2 separate regions of the Homo sapiens genome follow, and region 1 is linked to region 2. Evidence: chromatin loops called from intact Hi-C (ENCODE). Cell type or tissue: endothelial cell of umbilical vein. All regions are shown on one strand. Each heading gives the region's core, and the rest is flanking DNA. Links, peaks and the distances in the headings are about the cores only. Region 1 has its middle 71 kb from the start of MIR1265. Region 2 overlaps FAM107B (family with sequence similarity 107 member B).

What was found. Hi-C counts contacts between places; a loop is a spot of excess contacts. Peaks named below come from ENCODE experiments on the same cell type or tissue, not always from the same donor. Only the 100,000 strongest peaks of a DNase experiment are listed, where the experiment ranks them.
Region 1: it touches region 2 in a loop (5-fold over the local background); 4 of 110 quality-filtered maps call a loop at or near these places.

The regions. Positions count from the first base shown.
Region 1 is chr10:14,504,608-14,509,986 of GRCh38, forward strand. No RefSeq gene overlaps it. Among named protein-coding and RNA genes, the nearest start is that of MIR1265, 71 kb to the left of the region's middle. RefSeq lists enhancers at 2,048-3,319, 2,565-2,624. In endothelial cell of umbilical vein, for the core only: no CTCF peak of the experiment used is centred there; DNase peaks (open chromatin) are centred at 2,744, 3,314 and 4,334.
Region 2 is chr10:14,576,159-14,581,537 of GRCh38, forward strand. All of the region lies in intron 2 of FAM107B (family with sequence similarity 107 member B), which reads right to left. Among named protein-coding and RNA genes, the nearest start is that of MIR1265, 140 kb to the left of the region's middle. In endothelial cell of umbilical vein, for the core only: no CTCF peak of the experiment used is centred there; a DNase peak (open chromatin) is centred at 2,363; H3K27ac peaks cover 5,000 bases.

The DNA.
Region 1 (5,379 bases), core at 219-5,218, 71 kb before region 2:
TTGAGGATTTTTGCATCTATGTTAATCAAGAATAGTGGCCTGTAATTTTCTTTTCTTGTAATGTCTTTTTTTGGCTTTGATATCAAGGTAATACTGGCCTTGTAAAAAGATTTAAGAAGTGTTTCCTCCTCTTCAACTATCAGAAAGAGTTTAAGAATCAGTAATAGTTCTTTTTTAAATGTCCGATAAAATTCAGCAGTGAATCCATCAGGCCTTGAGTTTTTACTTTTTTTAAGAGATAGGGTCTCACTCTGTCACCCTGGCTGGAGTACAGTGGCACGATCATAGTTCACTGCAGCCTCAAACTCCTGAGCTCAAGTGTTTTTACTATCTCAGCCTCCCAAGTAACCAGGACAGCCACCAATTACCCTTAATGGGAAGGGGTCTCATTATGTTCCACAGGCTGGTGTTGAACTGGCCTCAGCCTCCCAAAGTGCTGGGATTACAGGTGTGAGCCACCATGCCCGACCCTGTGCTTTTCTTTGATGAGAGAGTTGTTTTTTTGTTTTTTGTTTTTTTCTTACTGATTCAAAGTCCTTACTCATTACTGGTCTCTTCAGACTGTCTACTTTTCTATGATTCAATCTTGATAGGTTAGATGTCTCTAGGAATTTATCCACTTCTTCTAGGTTATCCAATTAAAATTCCACTCTTTTTAATCTATCTTCTTTTTGGCTAAGAATAATTTTTAATCTATCTTCTTTTTGACTAAGAATAATTATTTTAGACCTCTTGATTTTTATCACTAGCTCTTTTCCTGGCTCACTTCAGTAGAATCACATATGAGAACAGGTAAAAAGCAACAGTCAGCTTGAGAGGCAGCTGCTGCCCAACATTCTATTGAAAAGAACACAAAGGTTCATTCTGTATACAGTAAATTTGTGCTCAAGCTCTTAATGTCTTTAAGACATTATCATGGTGGCGGCATAGAGGACAATAGTAGAATACAGTGATTAAAAGCATAAACTTTGATATTAGTCAAACTGGATTTGAGTCCTGGTTCTGCCATATATTGACCATGTGAACTCTGGGAAGTTCACTTATTGATTCAACAAATATGTGTTGAGTGCCTACTGTATGCCAAGCCCTAAATGGAGAATACTGCAGTGAACAAGGCAGATATTATACCCAACTTCGTAGCTCATATACATAAGAGAGACATTAAGTAATTACACAAGGATTAATTTACCTAATGTTGCAAAGAAGAAGTAAAACTGTGTTATGAGATTGATTTGACCTGCTCTGCACAGTTCAGAAAGCTTCCCTAAGGAAGTTGGGATCTAAGGGTCCAACATGAGTTAACTAAGCACAAAGGGGAGAATGAGAACTTTGAGGAAAGGCAGTTGGTAGGTGGGAAAGCCCTGGAGCAGAGAGGAGGCTGGTAAGTCTGGAACAAGGAGAACAAAGGCAGAGGTACAAGAGGAGTTGGCGATGCAAGCAGGGGCCAGAGCATGATGGGCCTGGAGGCCATGTTAAGGATTTTGGTCTTTGCCCTAAAATCAATGGGAAGTCTTCAAGCAAGGGAGGAACACAGTCAGATTTGCCTTTGCTAAAGATCATTTGGACTTCTTTGGAGAGCACAAAGCAGACTGAGGCAAAAGTGACAGGAGGACCCACCAGGAAGCTGCTGTTCTAAAATGGGTAGTGGGATTGCAGAGGAGTGGAGAAATTCACTGGATATTTACAAGGTAGAGTGGAAAGAACTCCATTGGATATGGAGGGTGAGGCTGGGTCAAAGATGACTCCCAAATTTCCAAATTACAGGACTGGATGGAAAGTGGTGCCATTTACGAAGACTGGGACTGTGGATGAGGGCGAAATTTTGGAGGAGAAGGCCTTCAGTTCAGTTACAGTAGTCTACCTTAATATGCGATTTCACTTTACATGGCTTGACTGTTACCCACAGTCAACCACGGTTCGAAAATATTCAATGGAAAATTCCAGAAATAAACAATTCATAAGTTTTTAATCACAGGGCATTCAGAATAGTGTGATGAAATCTCACCCCATCCCACCCAGGATGGGAATCTTCCCTTTGTCCAGGATATCCACGAGGTCTACACTACTGGTCCATTAGTCACTCAGTAGCCATCTTGGTTATCAGATGGAAGAAACATAATATATAAAGGGTTTGGTACTATCCATGGTTTCAGGCACCCAATGAGAGTCTTGGAATTTACCCCCAAGGAGAAGCAGGGACCACTGTACTTAACTTTGGTGACCTTCAGTTCCCTCTCCTCTATAGTAGAGATGACAACAGGGTTCCCCCCATAGGAATATGGTGAGAATTCCATTAGATCCCAAATGTTAAGCACTGAGCATGGTGCCTGGCACATGGAGAGCAGCAATGGCTGGAGACTAATGTTCTGCTCATCAGCCATTAGGTGCAGAGGCACCTGTTTTCACAGCTCCCTGCCCTTCTCTTTGTACCACTCACTACAGTTGTCATTTTACATGCATTTCTGTGATTCTTTGAATAATATTTGTCTCCTCACTCCATTTTAAGCTCCAAAAAGGCAGAGGCTGATATGATTTTGCTCAGCATTGTATTCCCAATGCTGGGCATTGTGATGAAAATGGATAAACACACAGCCTGAGCAGGAAACACACACTTCCCCAGAGCCCCATTCATTCCTGCAACCAGGTACCCGCAGCAGGTGCATGGGGACAGCCAGCCATTTCGTTGTTATTGACTACGCCACAGCAAACCACACAGGTCTTCAGATTTCAATGCTAGGACGCAAATCAAAACTCACCCATAGCCTAACCTCAAGCACCTCAGGAAGTTCTTTGGATATAAACGACAGGTGTTTCCTAGCAACACTGCAAGCAGTTGTGCATCGGGGAGGCAGCAGGCTTATTTGCTGTTCCCACTTCCTGCTCTCCCTCTCCCCAGTGTCCTATTACTGCTACTCACAAAAAACCTGGCTTTTCAAACTGTTCAGTCATATTTTTTTGAAGAACAGTCTGGGAAGCACAGAGGAAGATCAAGAAGAAATAAAATTTACATTTAATTTAAAACATCATTTGAACCATTAATTTCCACGGCTTCCCTCGGAGAACATTAATACGAACATCTATCTAACAATAAAACCATTTGATTTAGTGTGTGTATTTTCTTTTCTTAATTTGCTCCTATAGTTCTTATCTTCGAAGTATTCATGTGGCATTTTATTTCATGTCTTATTATTTATTACATCTTATGCAATGTCTCATCTCTGAACAAGATTATAAACACCTCCAGTGCTGGAACTAGCTCCTAGCGAGATATCTTGTCAACATATTCAGTAAGCACGTGTGCCTAATTGATCTGACCGCTTATCTCTGAGAAACACTGAAATCACTGAGGAAGGAAAAGGGAATGGAAAGAAAGAGAGCAAACTCCAGCAAGTTCCCCTAGAGAGCAAAGCACCAACTCACTGAATTAAAGCCACATTGCAGCAGCTAGAATATTCCCTTCATGCATGTGACTTTGCACAGTGAATTTTTCTTCGTTGAGCTTATAGGCTGGCTATCAGCTCTAATGGAGGATCCTCCAAACCCTGATTCTGGTTCACAGCCTGTTGTGTAAGGTATTTCCCTCCTGGGTGGCATTTTTTTTTTTCTTTTTTGAGACAGAGTCCTGCTCTGTCACCAAGGCTGGAGTGCAGTAGCGCAATCTCAGCTCACTGCAATCTCTGCCGCCCAGGTTCAAGCGATTCTCCTGCCTCAGCCTCCAGAAGTAGCTGGGATTACAGGCACGCACCATCACACCCTGCTAATTTTTGTATTTTTAGCAGAGATGGGGTTTCCCCATGTTGGCCAGGCTGGTCTTGAACTCCTGACCTCAAGTGTTCTGCCCGCCTCAGCCTCCCAAAGTGCTGGGATTACAGGCGTTGAGTCACTGTGCCCAGCCTCACAGTAAATGTTTTTAATCATGCTACTTTCACTGTTTGTTGGCACCTGGCTAACACAGGTGCCATTATTTCCTGGAACCTCTTAAATGAGTAAATAACCACGGACAACCAACCAAGGAGGTCCCCATGAGATTGCACCTCAAGCTTCAACCATGAAGTCACAGCAGGGAAGGCTGCAGCCTCTACTCTCTGCTGCTAATTCTACCCTTAGCCAGCCTCTGTGACGGCTTCTATTAGGCCTCATAAATTAAATCCAAAGAGTCAGCATTTCTCCAGGGCTTGGCTAGCTCCTTTCCTAAGCGTCTATCTCAAGTATTCAACCAGAAGGAGCGGAAAGAGTAATAAATCGACTCTTAGTAATACGATGAAGGCCCCACCTGGTATCAAGGGAGAAGGGAAAGAGAATTCCATCGTCATCCAAGAAAGAACATCTGCCAAGAAGACCTTGACTGGCCAAGCTGGAGCTCTCCCAGGGCCCTGCGCGCACCGAGTAGCAGTATTTCATTACAGAGCTCCCGATTCCTCACTTCCAAGTCGCTTAGACCCCGGCCAATGAAAACAATAGGAGGAAAACCAGAGGGCTGTAACCGCAGTCACTGGAGTCCCAGGAGCAGCGGAAAACTCTAAAGGGCAATGCTGTTTTCATGGCGAAACCTACACCCCTCGGGTCACTTACGAGGAGCCCCAGCTCAGGTCTTTGTTCCACCCTTACGGGGTTGGCAAAAGCTCGAAACATTTCTCAGTGCCGCTCTGGAGTCAGAGCTTCTATTTTTTCGCTAGATCTTTTTTCCCTTCGATGATTTCAACTATAGGTCTGCATGTTTGGGGAACATTGAAACCGCTCTTGTATTCTTTCATGGGGTGTTCACTGTACACGTCAATAATTATGAAATTAACAGTGTTTAGAATTTAAGGGATAGTTTTGTATTAAGCAGACTTAGTTTCTAAGCTTTGCTTTTATGCCGTTTTAAACACTCGTGATTCAGGGACTCATTCTGATTGTATACAATTTTAAATACATACTGATATTGGTCAGGCGCGGTGGCTTACACCTGTAATCCCAGCACTTTGGGAGGCTGAGGAGGGTGAATTGCTTGAGCCCAGGAGTTTGAGACCAGCCTGGGCAAGATAGTCAGAGACCGTCTCCACAAAAAATAGAAAAATTAGCCAGGTGTGGTGGCGAGTGCCTGTAGTGCCAGCTACACGGGAAGCTGAGGTAGGAGAATCACCTGAGCCTGGGAGGTTGAGGCTGCAGCGGGCTGTGATCAACTCATTGCCTGGGCGACAGTGAGACCCTGTCTTGGGAAAAAAAAAAGATCACAAATATGCAGATTACATACAGAAGCCACTCTATTTCTGGCCTTAAATTCCTTCCCTCCCCTAGAAGTAGCCACTGTTAATATGTTGGGTAAACTTCCAGTCCTATTTGCAAGCATTTGTATAGATGTATGGATATGAATACTTAAAATTTTTTTCATATAAA
Region 2 (5,379 bases), core at 53-5,052:
TGGTGGAGATGGTTGCACGGCAGTGTGGTTAAAATGGTTTACCTCGTTGTGTATATTTCACCACGATTTTTTAAAAAGCCACTGAGTTGGCCACGTGCAGTGGCTCACGCCTGCAATCCCAGCACTTTGGGAGGCCGAGGCGGGTGGATCACGAGGTCAGGAGTTCGAGACCAGCCTGGCAAACATGGTGAAACCCCGTCTCTACTGAAAATTCAAAAATTAGCTGGGCGTGGTGGTGGGCACCTGTCATCCCAGCTATTCAGAAGTCTGAGGTAGGCGAATCATTTGAACCCGGGAGGCGGAGGCTGCAGTGAGGGAAGATCACGCAATTGCACTCCAGCCTAGGCAACAGTGCAAGACTACATCTCAAAAACAACAACAACAACAACAACAAAAAGCCACTGAGTTAGAAAGCAGTGAACAGTGGGAAAACTCTCACAAAATTATGGCTTTCTGTACTATGTGATATTAGTAAAACTGGCACAATTGGAACCAAACATTTACAGTAGTATTCTGTGGCATTAGAATTCTAACAGTGCAAACACATCTTTGTACTTTATTTTTTTCTATCTATAAAACAGGAATAAGGCTACTTACTACAAAATGAAAGAAGATTGCAAGTCCCAAAAACCGTTTTATTAGAAAAGTTGAGAATACCAATGAAAACCTAGTTAAGAACAGAAATGATTAGATCCCTGAATAGAGAAGGGGTATTTTAGATTAAATCTTCCCAGAGTATTTGGGATCAGTAATGTGTTGCCTCTATTAAACACGACGAAAAAACAGCAACACTGATTACAAGCAGAATGGAAAAAATACATAATAATGCATGGCTTTTTTGATCAATAATTGTTTCTTCATATTGTCAATGTATGCTTACAAAGAAGTTTCTCTATTCAAATGCTTCCATTCACTGACAGAACACTGCTTATGATGAAATCTTACAGAAAACATGCATGCCTTTTATGGCTGGATATGCCTCCTTGCCTCACAGGGCCCAACTGAGACAATATTCTAATTGCGTATTCTCGATGTGTACTTACAAAGGTGTTTCTCTGTCAAATCCTTCCATTCTCTGACAGAAAACAGTTTATGATACATCTTAAAGAAAGCATGCTCATATTTGCATTCTATTGCTGGATTTTTCTGCTTGGCCTCATGGGGCCCAATGGAGAAAGAATCATGTTCTAATAACGTATTCTCGATGTGTGCTTACCAAGGTGTTTCTCTGTCAAACTCTTCCGTTCACGGAAAGAAAACAGCTTCACGTGAATCTTTAAAAAAGCGAGCTTACGTTTGCCTTTTACAGCTACGTATATAAACTTGCATAGTACGAAGAAATAAAAAAAAATGTTCTAGTCTTAAAAATTGTTTCTTTTTAAAAACTGTATTTCCGAAGGTATACAGATCAATATCAGAGTGTTAGCCCCTGATTTTCAGGTTGAGATCCTGGGATTTCAGCTCCCAAGATGGCAGGAGAGGCCTTGTTCTCTAACGCTAATCTCAGCTCATTTCCAAGTGCCAAGCCTTGAAACTCAGATCTGTAAACCTCTGCTTATAACGTAACAACACAGGTCCACATTAATAACCATGATGAAGCAGGCCCAATGTTTTTAACCCCCAATGTGAACAAAAGTATTTACTTATAATCTAGTTTTCTGTGCATTCTCTAATACTGAAGTCGTTTCTCTTTAAGATAAACATTTTAGGACAGTTAATATTTCTGTAACTGCAGCCAGCCAGGAAATACATTGAGTTACACGAAGTTTTTTATTAAAGGTGGTATGGCTAATGCCACCTAAAAATGGCTCCCTTCCCCCAGTTCTTCCCAGTGGAACTTAGTCCTAAAGCTGACACCCATTTTCATGTTTAAATAAGAGCTTCACAGGGCTCTCAACCTCCACATCCAGAGCCAGGGCGTGCGGGTACAAAGCTTTCTTTCCATTTGGAAAAGTTCATTAAATGAAATGGTAACGAACTCCGCTTCCAAGCAGAATGAGCAACTACGCTAACATTTCTGTTAACTGCAAGCAGGTGCCAGCCTCCCTAATGACAGGAAGTTCCCTGAGGGCGAATATCCTGCACTTATCTGTGCCCTGGATGCTGGATCCTTCATTTGGAGTTGAACAAACATCAGTTGAATTAATACATTCCATAAACTCAATCCAGTCTCACTCATCTGTCTTCACTCTGCCAAACCTCTTTGAGTAATTTCCTCAACGTTAGAAATATAGTGAAGAAAAGTCTAGAATAAACAAGTTGCTTCCCTATCACGGAGGCACATTTCCTTCGGAGATTCTGAAATAACACTACTGGCTTATAAATATGACAAGCCTTCACTGGGGAAAAAAAAGAGATCCATCAGACTTGCCGAGAGAGGGGACCTTGCCAAATTGCTCACTTTCTGGTCCTGTTTATAGAGTGAGTGATAGCAGTCTTCATTTGCGACATATTTTCCGGAGTCCGGAAGCAGCTACTGGCCATTCAGAAGGCAAGAAGACCTCACCAACTGCACCCTCGGTCACAAGAAAGAATTATTTACTTGGGAATTCCTGTTCAGCAAAAGAAAAACAGAACTATTTAAGAAGAGATTAGAACAAGGAAGAATGGGGCAGAAGAGAAGTATGCATACCATTCCTGGCAAATCATTGTTGGGAACAAACAATGACGATCAAATTTTAATCTAAAGAATGCCGCAAGTTAGCTCACCTGTGGTTTATCACTACCCCAAGTACTGATTACTCAATCAGGGTCTCCAAAAAGTATAGCATGTTTTCGTTCAAACGCAAGCTAAAAATGACAGCCTTGTTCACACATTGTAAGACTTTACCTAAATTATAACGAAGAGAAAAAAAAGCTACACTCCTTTTCTATTAATATATACAAGCCTCTCAGGAAAATTCCCGGTGACAAACACCTAGAAAAAACCCATTCGTTGTATGAAGCACTCGGCTCAAGTCCATAAATTGATTTTCTAAGATGTTATCTTAATTTGCTTCTGAAATAATTACCAATTTGACATACCAATTGTGAAAATTAATTTTTTTAAATGTAAGCTTCTCCAAAGAAGGGTCGGCCAGCTAAGCATCATTTGGAAACACCCATACCAATTAGTAGAATTCCTTGAACAGAGGAAGGCACTAAGTCAATGAATGAAAACAAACTAAACTCTTTTGGAAACAGCAATGCTGAAGAAACCGTATATTCAATCTTCAGAAGCCAGTTACCCGGTTGCTGTAAAGCAGTGCATATCTAAACCCTCTATTGCAAAGTAACCAAAATCTCACAATTAGAATAAACAGAGGAAACCAGTGAGAGGGTCATCTCAAAACCGTTCCTACCTCTCTACCTGGCTGGTAACTGCCCTAAAATTGCAACCCTGGGCTTTATCAAGCAAAGAAATGGAAATTCTACTTAAGCAAATCCAGAAATTTCTGTTAGTTGCATTACCCAAGTAAAAGCACACAAGGGCAACAGAATTTCAAAACCAAGTTTGTTACTCAATACCCCATATTAGGAGATAAGAGGAGGATAAAACTGTTCTGTCATTCACTAGTTCCTTCCAAAAAAGATTTGGAGTGTGTTAAAAGTCATACATGTCTCATGCCTGTAATCCCAGCATTTGGGAGGCTGAGGACAGATCACTTGAGGTCAGGAGTTCGAGACCAGCCTGGCCAATACGGTGAAACCCCATCTCTACTAAAAATACAAAAATTAGCCAAGCATGATGGCAGGCACCTGCAGTCCCAGATACTTGGGAGGCTGAGGCAGAAGAATTGCTTGAACCCAGGAAGCAGAAGTTGCAGTGAGCTGAGATCATGCCATTACACTCCAGCATGTGTTACAGCAAGACTTCATTTCAAAAAAAAAAAAAAAGTCATACATTCAACTAGGTAAATAAAATAACATTAGAAAGCCAGGCTGGGTGCGGTGGCTCAAGCCTGTAATCCCAGCACTTTGGGAGGCCCAGGTGGGTGGATCATGAGGTCAGGAGATCAAGACCATCCTGGCTAATATGGTGAAACCCTGTCTCTACTAAAAATCCAAAAAAATTAGCTGGGCATGGTGGTGGGTGCCTGTAGCCCCAGCTACTTGGGAGGCTGAGACAGGAGAATGGCGTGAACCCAGGAGGTGGAGCTTGCAGTGAGCCGAGATCATGCCACTGCACTCCAGCCTGCACGACAGAGCAAGACTCCGTGCCAAAAAAAAAAGTAAGTAAGTCAAGGCCACCCTACAAAAGAAACAGCAAGTGGTACACACAAGGGCTAATATAATTTCCAGATCTCTGTATTAAGTGTGGTTTTGAGTTTCCTGGGGGCCAGGACCAAAAATAAAAAGGTACATACTATACATTCTTAGAAAAAAAAATAAGTATCCATCTTCTCAAGGAAAAGAAAAAATATCATGGTATGATTGTCTAAAAGAAGTTTTCCACATGGAATGTTACACAAGGAACAGCGCACTACAGCATGGACAAAAGCCTTTATTCATTCATGCCAAATAAAAGCATACTGAACACATAGCTGTGTTTTATTAAAAAAAAAAAACTGTTAAAGGCCAAAGACATAGGATTATGCCTAGCCTTTAATTCACTGCTCTTTAAATCATTTTAATTCACTGAAAGAAAATGCTAGCAGGATCCTCACACTTGGCCTCCCAGGATCCTAACTTCATACCAAGATGGAACGTAATGTATTCTGCAGAACGTTCTTCCCAGAGATCATTTCCTTCTGTTGGCTTATTGAGAGCACAGTGATTAAAACCTCCAGAACTCTTACTCTGTTGCTTTGGTAAGTTCAATAAGCAATCTCACCTGGCTGAATGCACCTGAAGTTACAGCAAATCAGAGCAAGAACTAAAGCAAGTCTCTGCTGCTGGAAACAGCAGATACAAAACCCAAAGTCTATGAAATGTAGGTTCTAGCGGCCGGGCCAGGGGAGGAGGAGGACAGGCAATTTGCAAATGAGCACGCACATATCTGCAATCGGTCTGGTGCAGTGCTCGGAAGAAAAATAACAAGAGCTGAGTAAGAGAGCGTTGCGCGTCAGATGTCGCATTTATAAAGGGTGGCCCGGAGGCCTCTGCAGCACATTTGGCCCAAGTTTTCCTGACAGGGATCTGGAGAAACACAGAGGCCCTGGGCAAGCACCTGAATCGCTGCTTAGGGAAAACAGCAAAGAGGCCAATGTGGCTGCGGTAGGGTGCCACGAGGGAAGCGGCTGGAACCCGGGTCAGGCTCAGCCTCAGATGCATTCCACAACTCAAGAAGCAGTTGATTCAAGTGTCAGAGTTCCAGGCCACCAAATGCAGTGGAAAAATTAACTGGCCTGAAAGACGTTCGTTCAGAGCCATCCCTGCCACAGCCTCATCCAGCCATCA